2 separate regions of the Homo sapiens genome follow, and region 2 is linked to region 1. The links are chromatin loops, found by intact Hi-C in ENCODE. Cell type or tissue: heart right ventricle. All regions are shown on one strand.

Region 1 (8,000 bases):
CTCACAGGCTAGGGAAATAGACAATTTAGGACAGGGTTGGGACACAAAGGAGTCAGTGATCAATTCTACTGGTGGGGCGGGGGAGGGCTTCCCAAGGGCAGAGCCACCTGAGCAGAGCTTTAAAAGGTGAATAAGGCCGGGCACGGTGGCTCACGCCTGTAATCCCAGCACTTTGGGAGGCTGAGATGGGCGGATCACCTGAGGTCAGGAGTTCGAGACCAGCCTTACCAACATGAAGAAACCCCGTCTGTACTAAAAATACAAAAAAATTAGCCAGGCATGGTGGCACATGCCTGTAATCTCAGCTGCTCGGGAGGCTGAGGCAGGAGAATCGCTTGAACCCAGGAAGGCAGGAGAATCGCTTGAACCCGGGAGGCAGAGGTTGCGGTGTGCCAAGATTGTGCCATTGCACTCCAGCCTGGGCAACAAAAGCAAAACTCAGTCTCCAAAAAAAAAAAAGGGCTGGGGGCGGTGGCTCACATCTGTAATCCCAGCACTTTGGGAGGTCGAGGCGGGCAGATCGCAAGGTCAGGATATCGAGACCATTCTGGCTAACAAGGTGAAACCCCGTCTCTACTAAAAATACAAAAATTAGCTGGTCGTGGTGGCGGGTGCCTGTAGTCCCAGCTACTCGGGAGGCTGAGGCAGGAGAAAGGCGTGAACCCGGGAGGTGGAGCTTGCAGTGAGCCGAGATCGCGTCACTGCACTGCAGACTGGGCAACAGAGCAAGACTCCTTCTCGAAAAGAAAAAAAAAAAAGGTGAATAAGAGCTCACTAGGTGTATAGCAGGGAGGAGGAAATGGGAAGAGGTGCTCCAAGTAGAGGGAGCAGTATATGAAAAGGGTTGGAAGCATGTAGCAGCTTAGCATGTCTAGGAAATTGAATGATTTTGTTGTGGCTGAGGCAAATGGTATGAAAAGGAAGGGCAAGAGAAAGCAGCTGGCATTTATTGAGTGCGCCAGATGCTGTTCTCAGTGATTAAGTACTGAATTTCTTTTAAGCCACACAACAACCCTAGGCATTGTGAAAAGAAATTAAATTTTGGGACCCCAGATGCATTTAGTCGAAGGGAAAAGTCAAGCTGGGAACTGGATCATGCAAACCTGCCTCCCACTTTTAGTTCCTAAGTAAGATGGCTGGCCAGGCACAGTGGCTCAAGCCTGTAATCCCAGCACTTTGGGAGGCCGAGGTGGGCAGATCACCTAAAGTCAGGAGTTCGAGACCAGCCTGGCCAACATGGTGAAACTCTGTCTCTACTAAAAACACAAAAATTAGCCGGGTGTGGCTGCAGGCGCCTGTAATCCCAGCTACCAGATGAAAAGGTACCCATATTTTGCCCACAAGGAAATTCCTAGTGAGCTGTTAAAACTTCACAATGGCAATGCATATTGGTAGCTTATCTTTACAAGGCAGTCACCCCAGCCCACCAGACGTAAATGCATATCTGATTGTTCCCCTACCCCATTGTGTCTGTGTTATCTTATGTAAAATGCAGATTCCTCCCATTTTTCCTCTGCCCCTTTGTTTATGTCATCTTACCTAAAAAAGATGCAGATTCACTTACAGGAAAACTGTGTACTTCTCAATATCCCACCCTTTCCCCTTTAAATTGGGAGCCCTGAAAATCATCTTTGAAGAAAGGCGTAAAGCTGTCTCCCAGGTGTGTCCTTAACTTTGGCTAATCAATCTCCTAAAATGATTGAGACTCGACTCGTTATTTTCCTCAATTGACAGAGTGTACTATTATCATTCCCATTCTACAGGAAAGGAAACAGAGGGCCAGAGAAGTTAGTAACTTGCTTACAGTCACGTAGCTTATAAATGAGGTACCCAAAACTGCATCAGGCTGCCTGGGTTCCTAATCACAATGCTATGACCTCCAAAAGATGACGAAGGTGAGGAGGTCAGAGGTGAGGCTGCAGAAGACCTTAAATGCCAGTTGAGGGGCAAGGAAGAAGGCAACAGGAGGCCCTGAATCAGAGCCTGAGTGCCATTGAGCTGAGTGAGTGTGAGTGACCACAAGTGTGCATGAGGGTGCACATGCTACAAGCGCGGTGTATGGGTGAGTGCGTGGGTGTGCTTGGATGCGTGCATGTGCTTGGATGCATGTGAGTGTGCCGCGGTGCACATGTCTGTGCCACAATGTAGGACACACGTGTCTTTGTGAGACTAGGCGAGTGTGCATGTGTATGAAAAAATCTGCGGTTGTGCACGGGTCTGAGCATGTGTCTTTGTGGGTGTGAGTGTGGGCCTTGGTCTTCCTGCCACCTTGGGGCCCCATGGAAGCTGTCAGAGCCCATCAGCCTGGCCTGGTGTGAGAGGCCTGGTCTTGGCCTCAGATGCTAGATGGGCATACATCAAACGCAGCCTGAGCCTGGGACCAGTGGGGTAGAATAATTTAATGAGAATCCAGAAGGGAGGCTGCAGCTGGTGGGGAGTGGGAAGGGGGGCCCATTTCTGCCCAGTGCAGCTTCCGGGTTCCAGAGCCCAGCATCTGGGGTCTGTGTGTGTTCTGGGAAGGGAAGATGGCTGTGTTGGGTGCCTGGCCATGACCCCCTCCTGCTCCATGCAATGGCAGAACTGCATCTAATCTGGGTATGCCAGGACACCAACTAGTCCTGGTGTTGTGCCTCCTGCCTGGACACCAACCTAGTCCCCAGGTGTCCCATGAGACTTCAGGGGAACCAGGACACAAAGTCCAGCATTTTCATCTCTAAAGCTGTTCTGACATTTCCATGAGATGGAACACATAGAAAATCACTTCTAGACCAACTAGTCCAACCCCCTTGCCTTACAGAACGGAAACCGAGACTCAGAAAGGGGCAGGGAATTGCCTAAGGTCACCCAGCAAAATTGAGTTTGGACCAGGCTTAGAACCAAGAAATTCTCAGTTGGCATCCAGCGACATTTTCACACTTTTAGACCAAGATCAACAACACATATAAACATTAGCAAAATGCAAGGTTGTTTATTTGATGGCCTCTGCCTCTATGGCCTGGCCACTCCTTTCCTCCCAGGCTGCCCACCTCTGCAGAATGGAGGCCGCTTCCCCAGTGCCCACAGCCAGAGGTGCTTTGTGAGGAAGGCCAGGGACAGGGCTGACAGAGCACTCTTTATTCTCCCCTTGGATGGAAGTGTGTGTGTGTGTGTGTGTGTGTGCGCGCATGTAGGGGGGTTGCCCTTTTGTGCTGGCCTTAGGTCAGAGAGAGAAATGTGAGGGGACCCAATTTAGTCAGTTTTTCTATCTAAGATGTGGGTAGAAAAAGGAGGGATTTTGCTCCGGAGTAGGAGAAGGGGTGAAAATGACGTGCCCTGGCCAGGACACAGTTGTGATAGGGCAAATCAAAACTTTGTCCTTGTCCTTAGTATCTTGGGCAACACACACACTGTCCTGTCATGTCCAACAGTCACAGTGTGAAAGATTTTTTCTGGGAGGTTCCCATGACAACTGTCGATTCATGGCAAGAACCTTCCACAGGTCTTAGGCCACCTACAGAGCTGGGCTCGGACTCCTCAGCTCCACCTGCAAGTCTTCTCCAGATTCTAGGATCTAGATTCCGGAGTCCAGAACCTGGGGCGCAATTCAAGGTCTATTGCTGAACCTAGTCCACAATTCAGGTTCTGTTTTTTTTCTGGTTGCCACAGGATTGAAAGATTTTGTTGTTGGTGGTGGTGGTGGTGGTGAGGCAGGGTCTCACTCTATTCTGGAGTGCAGTGGTGTGATCAGATCATAGCTCATTGCAGGCTCAAAGTCCTGGACTCAAGGGATCCTGTCACGTTAGCCTTCTGAATAGCTGAGACCACAAGCACGTGCCACCACACCAGGCTAATTTTTATTTTATATTTTTAGTAGAGATGAGGTCTTGCTATGTTGCCCAGGCTGGTCTTGAACTCCTGGGCTCAAGTGATCCTCCTTCCTTGGCCTCCCACAGTACTGGGATTATAAGTGACAAATACTCTTAATGTAAAAGCTTTCGACAGGGCACGGACTCTCCTGTTAGAAACAAACATCACTACTCCCTATTAACCTATGCCCTCCATTTTTACTCATCTATATTACCTTCCTGGCACCTGAAAGCACTTAAATTTAGGACCCTTGAGCCTGAGCTCCTTGAGGGACCAGGTCCTTGTTACATGCCATCATCTAGCACACAGCAGATTCTTGGTAAATGTTTACTGAGTGCTTGACTCTAATTGGCCTCATCTTCTATACCTTCACCCTACCCTCTACTTCAGTTCACACTTAAGCTGTTCTCTGAAACATTTTTCTCTCTGCCTCAAAAGCTTTTTGGTGAACCCCTACTCACCCCTCAAGAAACTGCTTAAGTGGCCTCACCTCTGGTCCAACTTGTCTGCTTCCTGCCCAGCGTTCATCTATTAGAAGATGTTGACAACTATCCTTCCTCATAGACTAGGTTTTGAGATTAGTTGTATTTGAAATGTGCATAGCGTTCCAGTCACCAAGAAAGACTTAGTTGGCTTAACTGGCCCATCTCAAAGTGTCCTGCAGAAGCCTGAGTTAGCCAGCTCACCAACCTTGGTAAACCCCATTAGCAGCTCTGAGTCTCTGCCCCCAAATCCTGATGCCTCGATCCTCATCTTCACTTGGGTCTAGGAAGAGGCCTCGTGACTCAGGGTCTGGCCCATGGAGGGAGGAGCGTCCCCAAAAGGGCTCCAGGCAGAAGACAAATATTAGTGAACAAGCTGGGACCAGCCCTGCTGCCAGCCTGGCCCAGACACCCTTGGCCCATGACTTACTTGGCACTTGCTGGGGCTACCTGCTGGGCTTGGCCAAGATGATGTGGGACCGGTTGCCTGGGCCTGTGGGGAGCTGCTGGCAGAATACACTCCCCAGGGCTACAGACGTCAAGGGCAGGGCATACCCACGCAATGCTTCACTGGTTCCAGGGCACCCCCTCTTAAAGGCTCAGTGTGTACTCCTACCCCAGGGTCCAGCCTTGACTGTGCAGGGCCCCGATCAGGGTCAGCTTATCTCTTCTGCATCAAGAGGGTGGGTACATGTGAGAGTGGGAGTGAGGGAACATGGGTTATGTGTTGCGTGTGTGAATAGATCTGTGAGCATGAGGATTGTGTGAGAACGAGTGTATGTGCATGTGGATGGCGTGTGACTCTATGTCCATGTATATATGTATGTGTGTGAAGGGTAAATGTCTGTGGGTATGCTCAGGTGTGTATGTGTATGTTAATATGTATGCTCATGGGTTTGTGCATGAGACTCTATGAGTAAACTATGTGGTTTGTGGATGTGTATACATGTGACTCCATGTGACAACAGAGACGTGAATGTCATCTTGGTTCTGCCGTTTCATAACTGTTGAAAACTTCAACAAATCCCTTCCCCTTTCTTTTTTCATAAAATAGAATGAACAGGACAAGGCAAGATGACTTTTTTTTTTTTTTTTGAGATGGAGTCTCGTTCTTATTGCCCAGGCTGGAGTGCAGTGGCGCTATCTCGGCTCACTGCAACCTCCACCTCCTGGGTTCAAGTTATTCTTCTGCCTCAGCCTCCTGAGTAGCTGGGATTACAGGCACCTGCCACCATGCCCAGCTAATTTTGTACTTTTTAGTACTGGGATTACAGGTGTGAGCCACCGCGCCCAGCCAAGATGATCTTTTAAGTCCCCTTCCAGCTTTGATATGCAACAACTGGTTTAGGGGTTGTGTACAAGTGTGTGAAGGCTCTGCGTGCACCTGTGCGTGTGTGTGTGTGAGAGCAGCAGAGTGGTATTGTGCAAGGGGCATGGCTCGGAATTCTGATTCCATATTTATCAGCTGTATGGTCTCAGATTAGGCCCTTCCCCTTTCTAAGCCTCAGTTTCCTCCTCTGCCGATAGGGCTAATGATTCCTATAAGGCTGCTTTGAGGGCTAAGAAATATTGTTTGTAAAGCGCCTAGCCCAGAATCTGGCTCAGCTCCCTCTCTGAGATGTGTGTGTGTGTGTGTGTGTGTGTGTGTGTGCACGCATATGTGTGTTCCCCACATGCACACATGTGGGTACTCATGTGCACATGCTCCACTGTGCCGGTTGGTCCAGAGTACAGGGTAAGTGCTCTAGATCACTCCTGCCTTCCGCAGTTTCTGACTTCTGTCTGCTGGGAACACAGCCACCCAGGAGAGACTGCCTTGGGTAGACAGTCTCTCAACTACCTGTCTGGACCCACGTGGTCCTGAGGCCTCCCTGCTGCTCCAGACTGGCCGTCACATGGGTGCAGTGGCCTGGAAAGCAGGATTGGGGTGGGCAGGAGACAGGCTCCCAAATCCGATTAGGGCCCACCCGCCATCCGGTGTGTTAGAGACTAAAGAGATTCTTCTTCTTAAAGGGTCAACTGCAAGTCTGGGATGGTGGCTGAGCTGATCTTGGGACCCCAGGCCCTTCTAGAACGAAGTCTCAGCGTGGGAGCCAGGAGCAGACAGGGTCTCGACCTCAGAGAGCTTCCAGCCTGATGGAGAGAGCCGGAAGAGTCAGGCTGGCTCTGTGGCTGCCCGTGGTCTTGGGGCAGGAGGGCTCCAACTATGGGCCTGGAAAAAGGAGGGGCAGAGGCTTGAGGGACTGGTAGAGACTGGGGAGAGAAGAAAGAGGCAGGGTGTTCTAGGCAGGAAGATCAGTATGGGCAAAGTGGGAAGGCTGGACTGAGTAACGTACATATGTGTGCACGAGTCTGTGTATACTAGCGAGAGCATGCCCTAGGGGCCTTGGAGAATATAAAATCCAACTTTTCATTTTATTGGTGAGGAAGCTGAGGCTAGAGAAGGGAAGGGACATGTCTCTGGTCAGAGTGAGGTCCTGACTGACTCCAGCTCCAGTCCAGGTTCTGCCTCCAATTCCTGGGTTCTAAAGACGGAGGTGTCAAGCTGAGCTGCCAAGTCCCTCCTTCTCCGGCTTTTTGCTGGTCCCACAGTGGTCTTGGTGATGCAGAGCAGGGGCTTAACAGTGATGTCTGCCTTCTGGCCAATGGGAGGGTCTGGGGCTGGGCACTCTATCCCTGTCCAGGAGTCCCAAACAAACCCGGAGTGGCTGCTTACACCTCGGCCTTATCCACAAGGCATGTCCCAAGCCCAGACTCTGGACACCCAGAGAAGAACCCAGCACTGAACACCAGGCCGAATGGGCTCCAACACCCACGCTAGAGAAAGCCCCAACCACCTGACCCAGAGAGAACTTACAACTGGGCTCTGAACACAGAGAAAAGGTCCCAGCACCTGACCCAGACGCATCTACACAGGCTGAGTTTCCATTACAAACTCAGTACTGGATCACTACAACGCCATCCAGAAACTCCCGTAAAGAACCGAACATCCAAATGCGAGCACCCAGAGAGGGTCCCAGCACCCAAACCCTGAACACTAAGAGGAGATCCCAACACCCGAACCGGGTCCATTTGGATCTGCTTCCAACCCAGACCCAGAACATCCCGATTAGATGCCTACAATTGACTCAGATCTGGAGCCCACACCGGGAATGGACTCACCCAGTCCTCCCTCCTCCCCATCCAGCCTCGGTGAGGCTCATCCTGAGAGGTCTTCCAAGTTCGAAGACTTTTTCTGCCGATATGTGTGACCATCGATCGGGATGACTGCGACTGGGGAAGGGAGCAGGAGGCCAGGCCTGTTCCCTTTGGGGGAAAGGGGAGGGGATCCAGTTTGCAGGGCTAGGGTGGGAGCGGGCAGGCGGGGTGTGCGCCCCGGCCGCTTCCAGTCGGCGCGGGAGCTGGGACGGAAGCTGTGCGCCCTCGGAGCCCCTGCAGTCCCCTCACCGGGCGCTCCCAAACAGCCCGCGGGGCGCTGGGCGCGGGGCCAGGAAATCCGGCGCCGGCCCTTGAAGCGCACCCGGGCCGGGAGGGGGCGGCGGGGGCGGCGGGGGCGGGCTGGGCGCTGGCACCACGACCGCCCGCTGAGCAACGTGACTGCGCGGGCTCGGGTCCCCACCAGGACAAGGCGGCCTCTGTGCCGACCCAGCTGATTCCTCTCGGGCTGCAAAT
Region 2 (8,000 bases), 480 kb before region 1:
TTCACTGAATATTTGTGGGGAATGTGATGCCAAGCCATTGTAAAAGATTCCTTGTTGGGTCAGAAATATATTAGAGGGATAATAGCTACCCTGCCGAAATCTATTCATTCAATAAATATTTATTGAGCACCTACTATGTACGAGGCACAATTTAAGGTGACACAAGAGTTTATAAAAATAAGTAAACAAGTGTAAAGGAAATTTATCTTTAAAAAATGTGGGGGTTTTTTGCTGCTACATGAAAAAGGCAAGAAAAAAATGTTTTTAAATGACACTTTAAATCTGTCATATAAACTCTAAAATATAACAGTCTCTCTTTCAAATTTGTAAATCATATTTTTAGTTCTCCCAGAGCATTAAAAAACCTATTATTGATGCTAAGCAATATGCTAATAGGTGCTTGGTTTATAAGAGACTTCTATTTTGTTTTGCAGTGTTATTCATGAATCTAGCCACACTGTGGAGAAACTAGGTGCACTCACAATGCTGTTGGGAGTATAAATTGGTCTAATACCTGTGGAGGCAGTTTGGCATTATCTATCAAACAAACAAATACTCAGCTTCCTGAGTAGCTGGGACTACAGGTACTCACCACCACGCCCGGCTAATTTTTGTATTTTTTTGTAAATATGGGGTTTTACCATGTTGCCCAGGCTGGTCTCGAACTCCTGAGGCTCAAGCGATTCACCCAGCTCAGCCTCCCACAGTTCTGGGATTACAGGCGTGAGCCAGCATGTCTGGCCTGTAGCTTCTTTTATATACACACATTGAATTATATGAATGCATTACATACTGCAAAAATTAAACAATTTATTTTAAAATTAAATCTAGCTACTCTTTTTACTTCAGGTCAGATTAATATGTTAGCACTGCTATGTTTGCTATTTATATGTTATTCCCCTAATTTGAAAAAAGGTCACACTCTTCTTAATGCTTTACTTGTAAATGTTTTTTCATTCAAGATTTTGGACCTGCAGCGGAAATTAGAACATGCTCATAAAGTCTGTCTCACAGACACTTGTATTTCAGAGAAGCAGCAGCTAGAGGAAAAGATAAAAGAAGCAACACAAAATGAAGCTAAAGTAAAGCAACAATATCAAGAAGAACAACAGAAGAGGTAAGAGGAGCAGAGATCTCAGTTTCCTGTGGGTTTAGCCATGACTGAGTTAATCAGCAATATCAATTTTTTCTAACAGAATATCAGAGAGTATTTCTGCTCTGTCCCCACTGAAGTAAACTCAGCCACACACAATTCCTGATGTATTGCACTTACCACACTGTATTCTAATTGTTTATTTTCTAGTTTACCTCTGGCGCTAGAGTGTGAGATTTTTAAAGGCAGAGATTATTTCTTCTGGTTCTGGGGCACACCTAGTGGTAACAGTAAATATTCTTGACTGACTTGCCTATGAAATACTATGGAATTTGCTCTGACATGTAGTCTGACAAAATTCAAACTACAATGAAGTTGATATTCTGTACGAGGGGACTTCAGAGAGTTTGTGGAAAAATTGAATTGAAAGATAAAATAAAAAATATATTGGCCAGGTGCAGTGGCTCACACCTGTAATCCCAGCACTCCGGGATGCCGAGGTAGGAGGATCACTTGAGCCTAGGAGTTTGAGACCAGCCTGGGCAGCATAGTGAGTCTTTGTCTATACCAAAAAAAAAAAAAAAAAAAAATGATCCAGGCATGACAGTGGACTCCTTTAGTCCCAGCTACTCAGGAGGCTGAGGTAGGAGGATCACTTGAGCCCAGGAGTTTGAGGCTGCAGTAAGCCATGATTGAAACACTGCACTCTGGACTGGGTGGCAGAATGAGACCCTGTCTCAAAAAACAACTTTATTTCTCAACATAAGCTCCATCAAGGTCAAGGCACTTTTGTAAGTGATGAAGCACACCATTTAGTCCATCCCTAGAGAACTGAGTGAGAATCCTGGGAGTTTAACCATATCATTGCAGTCTTTTGCACATTATTAACCAAAGAGAAATGGGTGCCCTTTAAATATTTTTTAAGATTGGGAAACAAAAAGAAATCAGAAGGAGCCAAATCAGGACTGTAAGGTGGATGCCTAATAATTCCCCATCAAAACTCTTGGAAAATTGCCCTTGTTTGATAAGGGGAATGAGCAGGAGCATTGTCATGGTAGAGAAGGAATCTGGTGAAGCTTTCCCAGGGATTTTTTAAAATAAAGCTTTGGCTACCTTTCTCAAAACACTCTCATAATAAACAGGTTATCATTTGGCTTTCTAGAAAGTCAATAAGCAAAATCCTTTGAGCATCACAAAAAACTGTTGGCATGACCTCTGCTCTTGACTGGTCCACTTTTGCTGTGACTGGGCCACTTCCTCCTCCTCTTGGTAGCCATTTCTTTGATTATGCTTTGTCTTCAGTATCATATTGGTAAAGCCATGTTTCTTCTCCTGTTACAATTCTTCAAAGAAGTGCTTCAGGATCTTCCTCCCACTTGTGTAAAATTCCTATTGAAAGCTTTGCTCCTGTCTGTAGCTAATCTGAATGCAACAGTTTTGGCACCCATCAAGTGGAAAGTTTGCTAAACTTTAATTTCTCTGTCAGAATTGTGGTAAGCTGAATCAATTGAGATGTCTATGATATTGGCTATTGTTTCTGCTGCTAATTATCAGTCTTCAATTAGGGCACAAAAAAATTATTTTTTTTCTTTGTAAATTGGTGTGGATGGTCTGCCACTGTGGCCCTCATCTTCAACATCATCTCATCCCTTCTTAAAATGACTTATCCATTAGTAAACTGCTGATTTCTTTGGGCTGTTGTCTCTTTAAACTTTTCATTAAAGCATCAATGACTTCAGCATTCTTCCACCTTAGTTTCACCATAAATTTGATGTTTGTTCTTGCTTAGTGTCCTTATGTCTAAAGTGGGAATTGTAATGCCAGTTCTATACATCTTTTGTGAAGATTTGCTAAGAAGAAATATGTATGCACTATTTAAACTAAGTGTAGGAAAATAAAATATATAGGGAAATTCTTCTACCGAAAGGGGACCCTATAGTGTATATTGTTTCATAATCTGGAAGAAAATAACCCTGATTTAAATAGTTAGATTGTAACCTACTTTTTCACTTAAAATATTACGATCTGTTTATCTGACATTACATTTTTTTCTAGAATATTATTTTAATGATATGTCACATTTTATTTAATAAATCCTTTATTGTTGAACATTTAGATTTTTCCCAGTTTCTTCTATTTCAGTGACATAATATATATCCTGACACATAATAAGCACTTCTACCAGGAAATAGAATCAGTAGGAATATATATTTAATAAAAGCCTTATTACAGGGACTTGGTCTTATGCAATTATGGGAACTGGTTATGCAGTCTGTATGGCGTCATCTTTGCATCTTATGCTAGAGCTTGAAGTCTGCAGGGCAAACAATCATGAAATGAAGTTGAATGTAAAGTGGAAGAGCAACAAGGTGAAAACCATGAAGATGGACTGGAAGCCATGTCAGTTCTTGCTGCCTCTAACCTTGATAAAGTGTAGGTATCCTACAGGAAAAACTGGCACCCTTCATCAAGGAGCTAAATAGACATCTGGCCCAGGAGATGGAAAAGGTGAAGGAGGATTCAAGGGAAGGTGGAGCAGTTGTAGGCCTGGCTGTTGCGTCATGCCAAGGTGAGCAGCAGATATCTAGCAGTGTTTATAAACTATAAAAATGCCTGCTCCAACCTTCCACCTGGAAAAAACAAAATGTTTCAATTCTGTTCTCTAAATCTTACACAAATATTATCTCCTGTGGCCCACTATAACCAGAAACTTACACAGAAGGAATTCTGGGAAACTAGACAAGTCAAAATGTTACAAAGCTACTCTATTAAAAATATATTTGTTAAACTATAGTTAATTCTATTTAGTTTAAATTAGGCCTGGCACCAGTGGCTCACACCTGTAATCCCAGCATGTTAGGAGGCTGAGGCAGGCAGATCACTTGAGGTCAGAAGTTTGAGACCAGCCTGGCCAACATAGTGAAATCCCATCTTTACTTAAAAATACAAAAATTAGCCAAGCATGGTAGCAGACACATGTTAACCCCAGCTACTTGGGAGGCTGAGGCAAGAAAATTGCTTAAACCCAGGAGGCAGAGGTTGCAGTGAGCCAAGATGGCGCCACTGCACTCCAACGTGGGCAACAGGGCAGGCTAAACAGGCGAGACTCCATCTCAAAAAAAAGAAAGTTTCGCTGTTATTATAATATTGGATGTTATTGTTGTTACTATTGTTGTCATTATCATCATAATCTTCTCAGTAAGATGAAGAAAGTTCATTTGGCCAGAACAAAACGTTTAGAGACAAGGAAAGTGGCAAGAAAATGAGGCTAGAAAGGTAAGCTAGACCTAGGTCATGTAGAACTTAACAGACCACACTGAGTTTGAACCTGTTCATGAAGGTATTGGTCTGTGGTTTTCCTATCATATAATATCTGTATCTGGTTTTGGTATTAGGGTAATGTTTGTCTCAAAAAATTACTTAGGAAGTGTCCCCTCTCCTTCAATTTTTTTTGGAAGAGATTGCAGAGAATTGGTATCATTTCTTTCTTAAATGTTTGGTAGAATTCACCATGAAATCATCTGGGCCTAGTGCTTTATTTTTTGGAAGGTAATTAATTATTGATTCAATTTCTTTAACAGATATAGGCCAACTTAGATTATCTATTTCTCCTTGTGTGAGCTTTCGTAGTTTGTGTCTTTCAAAGAATCAGTCCATATAATGTAAGTTATCATATTTGTAGGCAGAATTGTTCATAATACTCCTTTATTATCCTTTTAATGTCCATGGAGTTAGTAGTGGTGGCCCTTCTTTCATTTTGATATTTAAAAATAAATGTTTTATTTGTCAAATAGAGATGAGTCTTTGCTGTGTTGCCCAGGCTGGTCTCAAGTTCCTGCATTCAAGTGATACTCCTGCCTCAGCCTCCCAAAGTGCTGGGATTATAGATGTGAGCCATTGTGCCTGGCCACATTTTTTATATTATTAATATTTGTCTTCTCTATTTATTAGTTAGCCTGGCTAGAGGTTTATCTATTTTATTCATCTTTTCAAAGAATGAACTTTTGATTTCATTGATTTTTCTCTATTGTTTTCTTGTTTTCAATCCCATTGATTAATACTCTCATTTTTACTATTTCTTTGCTTCTGCTTGCTTTAGGCTTATAATGTTCTTCTTTCTCTAGTTTCCTAAGGTGAAAGCTTAGATTACTGATTTTATATTTTTCTTCCTTTATAATATATGCATGTAATGCTACAAGTTTTCTGCTATGTTGTATCCTATAAATTTTGTAAGTTGTATTTCATTTTCATTTAGTTCAAAATATTTTTAATTTATTGAGACCTCCTTTTTGACTCATGTATTATTTAGAAGTGTGTTGTTTATCCCAAATATTTAGAATTTTCCATCTCTCTTTTTCTTACTGATTTATGGTTTCATAATATCAGTTTAAACAGTTGTATGACATTGTTACATAGATATATCATACTTTATGTAATACTTACATCTTTTAGACTTTTTTGCTATTATAAAACTGTAATAAATATCTCTATACATAAGACTTTGCAACTGCAATGAAGTATGATGAAGTGTGGTAAGTGTTATACTAAAGGAGGTTTAGGTTGCCATGATAGTACATAACACGGATATCTATGGAGTGAGGGAGCTTAAGAAAGACTTCCTCAAAGAAAGTGGTTTAAGTTGAGAATGAAGTAGTTGGTATCAAGAAGCTAAATAGACAATAGTATGGAGGACCACTTTGAGGAAGTGAAAAAGTTCATTGGCTGAAAGAAAATGAGGTTAGGGACAGTGGTGAGAAAATGAGATAAGGAGGTGACGTAGGCCTAGCTCATGCAGAACCTTAGATTTTGTTTGTTTGTTTGTTCGTTTGTTTAGAGTCAGGGATCTTGCTCTGTTGCCCAGGCTGGAATACAGTGGCACAATCATGACTCACTGCAGCCCTGAACTCCTGGGCTCAGATGATCCTCCTGCCTCCACCTACTGAGTAGCTAGGACTATAGGCATACCCAACATGCCCAGCTAATTAAAAAAAAAATTTAGAGACAGGATCTCCCTATGTTGCTCAGGTTGTTTTAGAACTCCTGGCCTCAGGTGATCCTCCAGCCTCAGACTCCCAAAGTGTTAGGAGGTGTGAGCCATAGTGCCACAGATCCTCATGAGCCATGGTGCCCAGCTCTTGTGAGCCACAGTGCCCATTTCTCATGCAGAATATATCAAGCCATGGTGAACAGTTTGGACTTTACCTTAAGAGTATGGGGTTCCTGAATCAAGGAACAGAAAAAATATATATATAAGAAAGAGTAATGGGGAGCCACTATAGGATTTTAAGCAGAGGAAGTTATATGATTAGTTTGCAATTTAGAAAGAACACTCTGACTACTAAAAGAGGCTCAGGCTGCAGAGAATGCAGGGAGTCTTATCAGTACACCAATTTCTTAATTTTATTCATTGGCAGACCTGGTTTGTTAGTCTTTTATTTTTCAAACTCTATATCAATTAACTTCTCGCATATTCTTGAGTTGCTCTTTTAATTTTGACTTCCGAATTTGCTTTTTTTCTTTTTGTAGAGATGGGGTCTCACTCTGTCACCCAGGCTGCAGTGCAGTAGTGCGATCACAGTTCACTGCAGCCTTGACCTCCCAGGCTCAAGCACTTCGCCCACCTCAGCCTCCTGAGTAGCTGGGACTACAGGCGCATGCCACCATGCCTAATTTTTAAAAAATTTTTTATACAGATGAGTTCTCACTATGTTGCCCAGGCTGCTCCTGAACTTTTGGGCTCAAGCGATCCTCCTACCTTGGCCTCCCAAAGTGCTAGGATTATAGGTGTGAGCCACCATGTCCAGCCAACTTCCTACTTTCCAATTCTAGTTTTCAGCTCTCAAATTTTACTGCCAATAACTCAAGTGTTTTTAGTTTCAGTGGATCAAAACTTCTCTTTTAGTTTCAAGGCTTATCTCTTAGTCTGGAAATTGAGAGTGGAACCAAAAAGAAGTAGGCCATAATAGCAGGTATACAGTGAATTAGATGAAGGAGAGATGAAAGAGAGGATATTGCTGTAGAAGTGGATGTGAATGGTAGAAAATTAGCTATAGCAGTCCTTGGAGAGTCTGCACTTACATCCAAGAAACATAAGGAGAAGAACGAGAGGTGGAGGGATGTGAGCCCATGTCTCAAATATAATTGTCCCCCAATAACCTGTTGATTTCTCAGAATACTGAAGTTAGAGAAAACAAACTTAATTGTCGAATGTCAGGATTTTACTGCCCTAGCATGCAGGTGAGACTTTTGCCCACCAGTACTATTTCATTATCATCATCACAGTCTTCAAGATGAATCTCCTAAGTCCAGAGAACCTTGGTCTGAAATCCTCAGAAAACTCTTTTCACAAACTTTATTCTATTACTGAAATACCAGGGGTTTGGTCTAGGTCCCATTGCTTAGTGCACAGAAAGCCAATTACTGAGACAATGAGTATTGCCAGGGAAAAAGGCTTTATTAGGGTGCCGCAGTTGAGGAGAATGGGAGATCAGTCTCAAATCTATCTCCCTGACCAACTAAAATTTGGGGGGTTATAGCAGGGAAGGAATGTAAAACAGGAATTAGTGAGGGGTAAGGAACCAATCATGAGGAATGAGGCATCTCATTTTCTGTATGCTACGATCTGGTGAATTTTAGTTTCTTGCCTGAGGGTCAGTCTCCTGAGGGAGGAACTCAGATATAAATTTCAAGTTTTAAGACTGGGAGGGTACATTTCTACATTTGTTTAAAAAACTGTAAGTGTAATTTCTGTGGGACAGTTGGGCTGGTTTCATGATGAGACTGAAAGAGTGCTAATGGCCCTTGTAGGGGTGGAGGGAAAATTTCCCCTCCCCTTCTGAAGGTTTTCTGAAAAGTCAACTGACAAAAGACAGATTAATAGGAGAAAAAGCAAACACAATTTTATTAA

The links. Hi-C counts contacts between places; a loop is a spot of excess contacts. Peaks named below come from ENCODE experiments on the same cell type or tissue, not always from the same donor. Only the 100,000 strongest peaks of a DNase experiment are listed, where the experiment ranks them.
Region 2: a loop joins it to region 1, with 3 times the contacts of the local background. A loop is called at or near these places in 42 of 110 quality-filtered maps.

The regions. Positions count from the first base shown.
Region 1 is chr1:43,060,538-43,068,537 of GRCh38, forward strand. No RefSeq gene overlaps it. Among named protein-coding and RNA genes, the nearest start is that of CFAP144, 83 kb to the right of the region's middle. RefSeq lists a silencer at 7,735-7,834. In heart right ventricle, no CTCF peak of the experiment used is centred here; a DNase peak (open chromatin) is centred at 3,095; H3K4me3 peaks cover 688 bases.
Region 2 is chr1:42,580,398-42,588,397 of GRCh38, forward strand. It overlaps CCDC30 (coiled-coil domain containing 30), which reads left to right. Exons shown (of 21, transcript NM_001395517.1): 13 at 963-1,117. The region is part of intron 1 of LOC124904162 (a long non-coding RNA gene); the gene reads right to left. Among named protein-coding and RNA genes, the nearest start is that of PPIH, 74 kb to the right of the region's middle. In heart right ventricle, no CTCF peak of the experiment used is centred here; no DNase peak of the experiment used is centred here.